Regions from separate parts of the Homo sapiens genome. Here region 2 is linked to region 1. A link is an interaction called in ENCODE POLR2A ChIA-PET data of the cell type or tissue named here. Cell type or tissue: OCI-LY7. All regions are shown on one strand. Each heading gives the region's core, and the rest is flanking DNA. Links, peaks and the distances in the headings are about the cores only.

Evidence for each region. Peaks named below come from ENCODE experiments on the same cell type or tissue, not always from the same donor. Only the 100,000 strongest peaks of a DNase experiment are listed, where the experiment ranks them.
Region 2: POLR2A ChIA-PET joins it to region 1 with 7 read pairs; 2 of 35 experiments call an interaction of 5 or more read pairs at or near these places.

Annotation. Positions count from the first base shown.
Region 1 is chr1:226,433,952-226,439,327 of GRCh38, forward strand. It overlaps the pseudogene RPS3AP7. Among named protein-coding and RNA genes, the nearest start is that of PARP1, 29 kb to the left of the region's middle. In OCI-LY7, for the core only: CTCF peaks have their summits at 2,736, 4,241 and 4,443; DNase peaks (open chromatin) are centred at 2,720, 3,160 and 4,239; H3K4me3 peaks cover 2,106 bases; H3K27ac peaks cover 4,158 bases.
Region 2 is chr1:226,524,856-226,530,231 of GRCh38, forward strand. No RefSeq gene overlaps it. Among named protein-coding and RNA genes, the nearest start is that of STUM, 21 kb to the right of the region's middle. In OCI-LY7, for the core only: no CTCF peak of the experiment used is centred there; a DNase peak (open chromatin) is centred at 2,106; H3K4me3 peaks cover 710 bases.

The DNA.
Region 1 (5,376 bases), core at 206-5,205:
GCATGTGAGATGGGCAGAGGGGCCATGTCCCGTTGGCTCCAGCATGGAGGCTCCTGAGTGGAGCCATGTGTGTCCACAGGCATGGGGTCAGTGGCCTCCACATACGTGATCTCCTGCGCCCTTCACAGAACCCCTGCTGGCCAAGCTGGTCAGGCATCACCTCCACGAAGCAGAAGGGTTGCTGCCAATGAAGTCATGGCAGAATGGGGACAGGAAAGGAGAGTCCATCATGAAACCCCATGCTTCCTACACATGTTGCCTGATTCCAGTGGTTCTCAATCTTATTCTTATTTATTATTTTTTAAAGAGACGGGGGTCTCTGGGAGTTCCAGGTTATAGTGTGCTATGATCACACCACTGCACTCCAGCCTGGGTGACAGGGTGAGATCCTGTCTCTAAATAAATAAATTCATTAATTAAAAAAAAAAAAGAAAAAAAGAGACAGGGTCTCACATCTCATTCTGTTGCCCAGCTGGAGTGCAGTGGCATGATCATGGCTCATTACAGCCTTGACCTCCTGGGCTCAAGCAATCTTCCCATCTCAGCTTCCTGAAGACCTGGGATTACAAGTGTGAGCCACCATGCTTGGCTTGTTCTCAATCTTTAGAGCCTAGAAGGATCATGAGATGTAAAAATGAAATTCCTAGGCCTCACTCCCATAGATTCTGATTAAGAAGGTCTGGGGTAGGGTTCAGGGATCTGCCTTTTAACGGAAGGGGGCAGATGAAACCATAATTGGAGAAGCATTGTCTCAGTCCAGTAAAACTAACAGATATCCACAAAGATCTGCAGTTGCTTTAAATTCACCAAGAGGCTTAAATTAATTAACAAGCATTTTCTGAGAGCCTATAATTATGTCCCCAAGTTATTAGGGCCTGCTTCATGGGTGAGCGCATTGCACAAGGCCCCACACTTGAGGTTTAGTGCTCTGTGGTGGCTGTCCTTGAAATTCTCCATGATTTACTCTTTGCGTCTGTGCTTTTTGAGACAGTCTCACTCTACTGCCCAGGCTGGAGTGCAGTGGCGAGATCACGACTAGCAGCCTTGACTTCCTGGGTCCAAGCAATCCTCCTACCTTCCCTCCCGAGTAACTGGGACTATAGGCCTGCTTGGCTAATTTTTACATTTTTTTGTTGAGATATGGTCCCGCCGTGTTGCTCAGGCTGGTCTCAAACTTTTGGACTCACATGATCCTCCTGCTTCAGCCTCCCGCTTCAGCCTCCCAAAGTGCTGGGATTATAGGCGTGAGCCACGATGCCTGACTGGATCTGTGCTTTTGTAAGTGAAGTCTAATGGGACAGTGGAGCATATGAGGGGTCTTGGTGCCTGGGCCTCACAACCGTTGCCTCTGGCCTGTGGGTTCTTAGCCTCACTGTTCTCAGCCCATCCCAAGATCGCAGCCACCAGCCTTCCCAGCAGGAGTCTGGGCCCAGGCAGGAAGAGCCAGTGTCTGGCATGGGTACCCCATGGTGTCTTAGAGCGGGCCATGGTGGCAGCTGGCCAGCCTACCACCCCTGGCCCCAGGTACTGATGTGTTCTGGTGTGCAGATCTACACATCCTAGGGGTCTCCTCTCTGCCAGGTTGGAGCAATGGGTCAGTGGGAGAGGCATATGCCTGCCTGGACTTCCCCAGACCTGGCTTCCTGACCTCTAGGAGGTTACAACTGACGTAAATGGAGAGGAAGGAAGCTGGCATTGATTGAACGCACACTCCTCTCTAAGACTCATTTGCTTTTCGCTGATATATCCTAGTGCCTAGGACATTGGCATGTGGGCAGTGCTCAAAAACACTCAGGGAAGGAATGAATACATGGAGAAACTCTTTGAGGTCGATTTATATTTCTTCCATTTTACAGATTAGAAATTAAGGGTTAAGGAGGCTAAACAACCTGCTGGAGGTCTAAAATCAGTAAATGACAGAAATAAGATTTAAATGCAGGTCAGAATTCCAAAGCCTTTGCCCTTTCTGTGTCACAAGTCTAAAGACATGGCTTAAGCACACTGGCTGCTGGGCCAGGATTTGACCAATGATGCCAGTACTGACCCACCAACTGTCCAATCGCCACCAAGTCAGAGCTTCTCCTGGGAGTGGTTTCCTGGTTGTCCCTGGATGTCCAAGGAGGAGAGGGATTCTGAGCCCAGTAAGAGATTTGTGATTCGGATTTTCACTGGTTCTGCTCTTCGTGGACCATGTCTCAGTCCAAGGAAAAGAGAGGACTAAAGAGATATATTCATGAAAATCCTCTAATTCAACTGACTCAATTAGGACTTTCCAATTGCTCAAATTGAAAATCTCAACCCAAAATGAGCTAAAACTATTTAATCTTATTTCATGTAACGGAAAAGTCCAAGCCTGGGTAACAGAACTTGACCCCATCTCTACTAAAAAAAAAAACCAAAAAAAAATTATCTGGGCACGGCAGCATGCGCCTGTAGTCCCAGCTACTCAGGAGGCTGAGGCAGGAGGATCACTTGAGCCCAGGAGGTTGATGTTGCAGTGAGCCATGATTGTGCCACCTCACTCCAGCCTGGGTGACAGAACAAGACCCTGTCTCAAAAAAAAAAAAAAAAAAGAAAAAAGAAAAGAGGAAATTCCAGAGCTAATCAGACTCCAGGTGAGTTGATTCCAGGGCTCACCAAGGACCCAGGCTCTTGCCATCTCTTAATGTTTCATCCTCAGTGTTGGCAGCTGCAGATGTGACATCTAGAGGAAGTTATTGGGACTGGGCTAGACTATTCATCTGGGGCGGAATGGATGTTGAGGATCAACTACAACGTCACCACATCATCAGTGCACAAGCAGCCCTGCTTTAGGACCTCACTGGAAAACATCCCAGGAAGAAACTGTCCATCCTACATTGCCACAGACCACTGCCCAGCCCAGGCAGCCCGAGGGGTCTAGCATATCAGTCACACCAGTGGTGGCAGTACTGGTTGTACCAGCAGAGCTAACTGGGTGCTGGTGGTGCTTGATCCCAGAGGAAGCTGCAGTGTACCTTCACAAGGCTCGGTAGTCAGCCAAGGTCCCAACAGCAGCCATCACCAAAGGAGGCTGCACCTGGACAGCAGCAGTAGGAGGAAGAGTGGTAGCTGGCACATGACACCCAGGACTTATTTGTTAACACATCTGAGACGCCCCTGGGGAACTGCAGAAATAATTGAAGTTCCTGCAGGTGGCTGGCATCCAAGCATAACAGATGGGGCAAGGTGAGCTAGCGAAGCTTGGCTTTTCTTGCTAAAGGAACTCTGTCAGCCCCGGACACTGGTTATGTGTACAATGCCTGAGAGAGCTGGGTGAGAGAGCCTCCAGCGTAAGGCTCCCGTCAGCTCTGCCCCCTCCCTGGGTGGGAGTTATCACAGCTTGGACACAATTCCAGGGGAAACCCGGGCCAAACTCTTCTCTTTGAGTGTGCCAATGGTCACGTAATGTTAATGCTGGTTGTTCCTGGGTGGTGTGATTAGATTACTTTCTTTCTTTTCCTTTTCCTTCCCTTTTTTCCTCATTGATTTTTCCCTTTCCTCCCTTCCCCTTCTTTTCTTGCTTTCTTTCTTTTTTTTTTTTTTTTGGTAATTTTCTGTACTACTAAATTAAAAAATGTTTTATTAACCTTTTCTGAATAGATGCTACATCTCATGGTTCAAAACTAAAAAAATACATTTAGAAAGTAATCAATGAATCAGAAGCCACATGTAGGGCTTGTAAATGAAACCAACAAGCAAACAAACAGTGAAGAATCTTCTTTATATCTCTATCTGCCCAGTTTCCCTTCAGCCCTCCTCTTTTCCATTATATTCTTTGGTTTATCCTATAATAACATGTGTATGCTTGCAGAGTTTCTTTATGCATATACAAACAGGTGAAAATATATTTTTATTTTCTCCCCCTTTTTTGCACATATATACTGCTGTATACCTTACCTTTTTCACCTAACAACATACCTTGGAGATCTTTATCAGTACATAAAAAATCCTCACTTTCTTGTATAGCTGCCCTTTGTGATAGGGCATGATAATACCACAATTTTTAAAAATCGTCTGCTATTGATGGGCCTTCAGTTTGTTTTCAAACTTTTGCTAATCCAAATGATGTTGCATCAAAAAAACTTGTGCATACATTATTTTGCATATATGTAAGTATTCCTGTGGGATAAACTCCCAAAAGTGTAACTGCTAAGTCAAAGGGAGTACGTGGTTGTGATATTGACTGATTTGGCAAATTGCCCTCTGTAAGTGTTGCATTAATTTATACCACCACCAGGAGTATCTAAGAGTGTCTTTTCCCCACAGCTTTGCCAACAGAGAGTGTTATCAAATTTTTGGAATTTTGTCAGTCTGATAGGTGAAGGTTATCTCGGTGTGGTTTTAAAATCATCCTTATTGGGCTATGATTTTAATACAACAGAATGGACTCATTTTAGTCATACAGTTCAAAGAGTTTTGAATCAATCAAGGTATAGAACGTTTCCATCACCCCAAAAGATTGACTTGTGCCCCTGCCCAATCAACACCCTTCCCATCCTGTCGGGAGAAACCACTACTGTGATTTTTATCACTATAAGTCAGTTTTGCTTTTGGCTCTCTCAGCTCTTTTGGCTCTCTGAGCAGCACCATGGCAGTTGGCAAGAATAAGCACCTTAAGAAAGGTGGCAAACAGGGGGCCAGGAAGAAAGTGGTTGATCCATTTTCTAAGAAAGATTGGTATGATGTGAAAGCACCTGCTATGTTCACAAGAAATATTGGAGAGATGCTAGTCACCAGGACTGAAGGAACCCAAATGTATCAGATGGCCTCAAGGGTTGTGTGTTTGAAGTGAGTCTTGCTGATTTGCAGAATGATGATGTTGTATTTAGAAAATTCAAGCTGATTACTGAAGATGTTCAGGGCAAAAACTGCCTGACTAACTTCCATGGCATGGATCTGACCTGTGACAAAATGTGCTCCATGGTCAAAAAATGGCAGACAATGATTGAAGCTCCTGTCAATGTCAAGACTACCAACGGTTACGTGCTTCGTCTGTTCTGTGTTGGTTTTGCTAAGAAACACAACAATCCGATATGGAAGACCTCTTATGCTCAGCATCAACAAGTCCGCCAAATCCGGAAGAAGATTTTGGAAATCATGACCTGAGAGGCGCAGACAAATGACCTGAAAGAAGTGGTCAATAAATTGATTGCAGACAGCATTGGAAAAGACATAAAAAGGCTTGCCAATCTGTTTGTCCTCTCCATGATGTCTTCATTAGCAAAGTAAAAATGCTGAAGAAGCCCAAGTCTGAACTGGGAAAACTCATGGAGCTTCATGGTGAAGGTAGCAGTTCTGGAAAAGCCACTGGGGACGAGACAGGTGCTAAAGTTGAACGAGCTGATGGATATGAAC
Region 2 (5,376 bases), core at 143-5,142, 91 kb after region 1:
TATTCATTGCTAGCTACAAGGGAGTCTGGGAAATGTAGCCCTTTAGCTAGAAATATTGCCTAGCAGGATAAAATGATGTTCTAATCATCAGGAAAAAGAGATAGATAGATATTGGGTAGAAGCTAGTAATCTCTGCAATCAATGAATGTCCCTTCTCTTTGTTCAACTTGCTCTATTGACCCTTTTGCTCTCAGCCTAGATAGAGCTTCTTTTAGGAGACAGGCCTCTTGTAGGTACTTTCCTTGTCCCAGACTTCCTCCTTATCACACTGTATTGCTCCTGCTGCTCCACCTGTCAGTCTCCTCCCTTGAACATGAGTGCCTGGAAGGCAGGGACTGTAGGTGCTCAATAAAGGCTTATGGAGTGAATGCTGGGAGAAGGCTGGGGCAGCCTCATCCAGGAGCATGTCACACTATTTCTCCCTGTGCAGAATGCTATTATAAACTCCAATTGATCTTGCTATGTTTTCATTTCTATGTCATTACCACAAATATGTACCCAAACCTTGTTTTTGAAAGAAAAAACATCTCTTCCCCAAACCACCTGGGATGGCCCATGATTTGTACCTTCACAGCTTTGGAGAATGGAATATAAAAAACAGCATAGCGTCCAAACGGATCTGGACGTGGTCTGTAGGGCAATAAAATAAAAAGTAATTTATAAGTGGCAAGAAATTTGAACTGAAGCATAATTTTATTTTGTGAGGAAAGCCAAGCTGTTCCATATAATTTGTCATTCAAACGGGGCTCTCTGACTTGCTCAAGCCAAAGGCTCCTAACTCCTTCCCATCTCCGACTGACTCCTTCTGATTTAATTCTAAGTGGCCGAGCTCCCGGTATCTCCAGTAAAGATGTTTGCTATCTCTTGGCTTAGGCAGGTTGTCTATACTCTTTGTAAATGGCTGATCTGAGATGAAAAATTTTGGCCGTATTATCCTAGAAATGTGCTCCTAGAAAAACTCTATCAGTAGTTTTCAATTCTCTATCACTGTTTACCAACCCATTCCAAAATTTAGTTGCTTAAAACAACAATTTATTATTTCTCAAGATCCTGTGGTTTGGCTGAGCTTAGCAGCGCAGCCCTTCTGTTCCTTGTGTATTGCTTAGGTCACTCCTGTGGTTGCCTTCAGCTGGGAGCTTGCCTGTGATTGGAACATCCAAAATGGCCTCTCCTCATACCCCATTTTCCATGGTGTGATTATTCCACATTGCATGCCGGTATCAAAACATCTCATGTACCCCATAGATATACACACCTACTATGTACCCACAAACATTAAACATAAAAAAATAAGGAAAAAATGGACTACCCTTTTCCAGGGCCTCTCTCCACATGGCCTTGCACCATTCAGTAGCCAAACTTGAGCTTCCTTCAGCAATGGCAGCTGGCTTCCAAGGAGGAACTTCCTAAGGGGGCAAGCCCAAATTTGCAAGTGCTTCCAAGGCTTCATGCCTGCTAATATCCCATTGGCCAAAGCAAGTCATGAGGATGATCCAAGAGTCAATGAGAGAGGGGAATACACAGTCCACAAATACTAAGTGACATGTTTCCTTGACCACCAATATAATAATCTACACAAGTGCCCTCTAAGGAGAATGGAACAGGAGAGGAGAAGACTAGCCTGGGGTGAGCTGCATTCCTTTTAGTATAAGTTCCACGACTTCATGACTTATTCTTTGAGCTCCAGAGGCAGAGCCAGTGGATGAGGGCTGCAAGGTAGCAGGTTTGGATTTTAATAGGAGCTGCCTAACAGTGAGACACCTGCTTTGTGAGACAGTGAGCCACCCATTGTGGGGAGTATTCAGAGAGAATCTAGATTGCCTCTTGGTGGGAATGTGTAAGGAATTCTTGCCCGAGCTAAGAGCTGGACTAAATAATGGATAAGCTTTCTTTTAACTCGGAGTCTATTTAAAGCTCTCCTAGGCAGGCCAAGAACATTTGTCTCACAGATAACAAATTCATGTCAAGCCACTTGCAAGGTGGGGCGAAGAACGTAGTCCTCCAGGTGGAGAAGATCCCAGCTGTGGAAGGGACTCTGTCTGCGGATTGGGAACATTCTTTGTGCTCTCGTTGATTGACAGCTGCACTGGGGTTGAGAGGGCGGGACTTCCTGGCCCAACCAGCCGTGAGGGAAACAAACAGGAAAAGGTGACTGGGTCCTGGTCAGCACCGTCCAAACACGCTTCCCACAAGTACTTCAGCTCCACACAGCCCTTCAGGGGCTGCCAGGGAAAGAGGAGGCAGGGGCGGGGGAGGGTAAGGGAGGCTGTCTGGGGAGAAGCCACTGACCTTGCACTCCATCAGAGCAGCTCCACTTTCGTTCTTGCAGACTGAGTTTTCTTGTGAGATTTTTGTTTAAGGAAAAGCTTCCAGGGCTAAAATTGAAAGCTTTAAAACTACTCAGAGCGATTTTATCCATGAGAGACATTAAGTCAGCCGAAGTGCCCTGCTGCAGGGGGGACCCTGCGTAGCGGTGGAGGACGGGGGTAGGGAGGCAGCCCTCCAGGCCTTTGTTATTGAGGGAGGGCAGTGGAGGTGCTCAGGGTGGGGCAGGGCTGGGGCCGGGGCCAGAGTCAGCTCCTGCACCGAGGTGCGGTCTCAGGGTACAGTTTCAGGGGGCTTGGCCCTTCTTACCTGGGGGTGGCCCCAGTCTATCTAAAGGCACTAAGACACCCACAGATGACAGAGCCAGAGCCAGGGACGCTGGGACGACCACTCCTGGGGGCACTGCGGGAATGTGAGGGCACCAGTCCAGCTCCAGGTCTGACTGGAAGATCTAGAGCTCCCCTAGATTTGGAGCTCGCCCTACACTCCCGGCAGCACCCTCTCTGGACAAGCCTGGGAGCCCGGATCCTTTTGCTCCAGAGCGCCTGGCACGTCCTCAGGGTGAGGCATCCTGGTGGTGTGCTGAAGGAGGATACCCTCCCATCTCAGCTTCAGGCAAGCATTCTTAGGGCTTCAGGTCCAAAACACGACCCCTTTCCACCTCCAGACAAAAACAGAGTGGGGCCAGCAAGGTGGTCAGGATGGAATCTTTTGGACAAAACCAGTGCCTCCTGGAGTGAGAAGCAGACCAGTGTACCATAACTGGAGCCTGTCTTCGGCACCTCCCACCTCCTGTTCCAGGACACCCTCCCCTCAACACGTATATTAGTCTTCTATTGCTTTGTAAGAGATTGCCACAAGTTTAGCAACTTGAAAAGACACCCATTATTCTATGGCAGTTTTTGGGTCAAGAGACTGTACGGCTTCACTGCATCCCTTGCTCAGAGTCCCCTGGGCTGTATTCCCCTCTGGAGGCTCACCTGGGGAAGAATCCACTCCCAGATTCACTCAGACTGTTGGCAGCATTCACTTCCTTGCAACTGTACCAAGGGATGGGGTCGGGGAGTGTCCCCCTGTTTACTGGCTTTGACTGGAGGCTTGCCCTCAGGTCCTAGGCTGCCAGCTTCCTGCCACAAAGGCCTGGCCACTGATTTCTTCTGCCCTCAGGAGATGAGGCAGTATGGTATTTTTGTACTTAAACATAGAAAAGGTACAGTAAAAATATGGTATTATAATATCACTGACAGTCTCTGCCCTCAGGAGGCCCTTCTCTTTAAGGGCTGCCTGCCTGATTAAGTCGGGCGCACCCAGGACAATCTCCCTTTAGATGAACTCAAAATCAACCAATCTGGGACCTCAATTACCTCTGAAAGTCCCTTCATTTTTCCCATAGTCCATTGGCTAGAAGCAAGTCTCAGGTCCCACCTAAGCTCAAGGGGAGGGGGATATACAGGGTGTGAACAGCCAGGGGACGGGAATCCTGGGGGGCGTCTCCCACACTCCTCTTTTGGAGACCTCAGGACCCAGTACCCTAATCCCTTCCTTCACTTGTGAGGACCCACACCCTGCGACCCCTGCCACCTGCCCCTACCATGCACAGCTCTTCCAGTCCAGACCTGCTCATAGCAACTCAGTTTTCTGTCCTATCCTAACACAAATTTTCTCCCAGCTGTCAGACAAGATAGACATAATTGGATCAAAGAAGTCCCCAAAGGGGACTCTGCATCGTCTTTGGGGGGCTTCTGCCTTATTCCAAAGAAGTGACCGGGAGAGACATGTTAGGGGTCCATGACTAGTGAATCATAAAAATGGTTTACAGTTAAGTGTTGCTTAATGACAGGGATTATGTTCTGAGAGATGTGCCATTGGGTGATTTTGTCCTTGTGCAAACATCACTGAGTTTGCCACCTAGGCTATATGGCATATAGCCTATTGCCCCTAGGCTACTAACCTGTACAGCATGTTACTGTACTGAATACTGTAGGTAATTGTAACATGATGGCAAGTATTTTTGTACTTAAACATACCTAAACATAGAAAAGGTACAGTAAAAATATGGCATTGTAATCTTAAGGGACCAGTGTACTACTCTGTGTGGTATGTTGTTGACTGAAACGCCATTATGCTGTGAGTCCTCACTATCTGGATGCTGGGAAGGTGGCTCTTAATCACTCTGCTTAGATCACCGCTTACTTTGCCACCCAATAGGGCCATCTTTTGTAGGATTTGGGGGTTATGTCTGCTCCTCCCACCACCCCAGAAGATAACTTATCTGATAAACCACCTACGCTTCGTGTGTTTGCATTTTGCAGGGGCTCAGTACCAAAAGAATTGTCCCAGTCTCTTCTATAAAGTGTTAATAATAATGATCATGGTAATAGTCCCATTTATCGAGCACTTACCATGTGTTGGGCACCGTGTTAAGCACTCTATGTAGTCCTCATATCAACTTTACGAAGAAGGTCCTATTTTAGAAATGTGGAAGCTGAGTCTCTGAGAGTCTAAGCCTCTTGCCCAAGGTCACAAGTTGATGAGTGGCAGAAGTAGGATGGTCCCCTCCCTGGAATGTCAGAGTCCAAGCCCGTGTGATACTGCCACTCCTGATCCGAACACTTCCTGTCCTCAGTTGTTTGGTTTCCATGCCCTGCACACCTCCCTGGGCACAGCCATGGCTGGGGCTCTCTGAGTCGGCCCCTGACTGGCCTGGGAGGGGCTGAGCATGGAGCGAAAAGAATTGCCCTGGATACAGGCTGAGGGCCTTCAGGGAGCCCTTTGCCACACGGCAGCCCAGAGCCTCCCCTGAAGCCTCAGAGGTACTGCCATAAGTGAGAAACCAACCTACGCCCAGGAACCAAATGCCAACAGAGACCAGTCTGTGGTGCCTGCCAGAATAACAGAGCTTCATGTCCCCATGTGTCATCACAGGAAACATGAGACCACGCAACTAATGGATGCCAAAGCAGCCTGGGCCCAGTGTGCTGCCTCGTGAAGCGGGGACAGAGGGGCTGGGGAGCTGGAGCCAGGCTAGCTGGGTCAGGGGTCCCAGGGCTG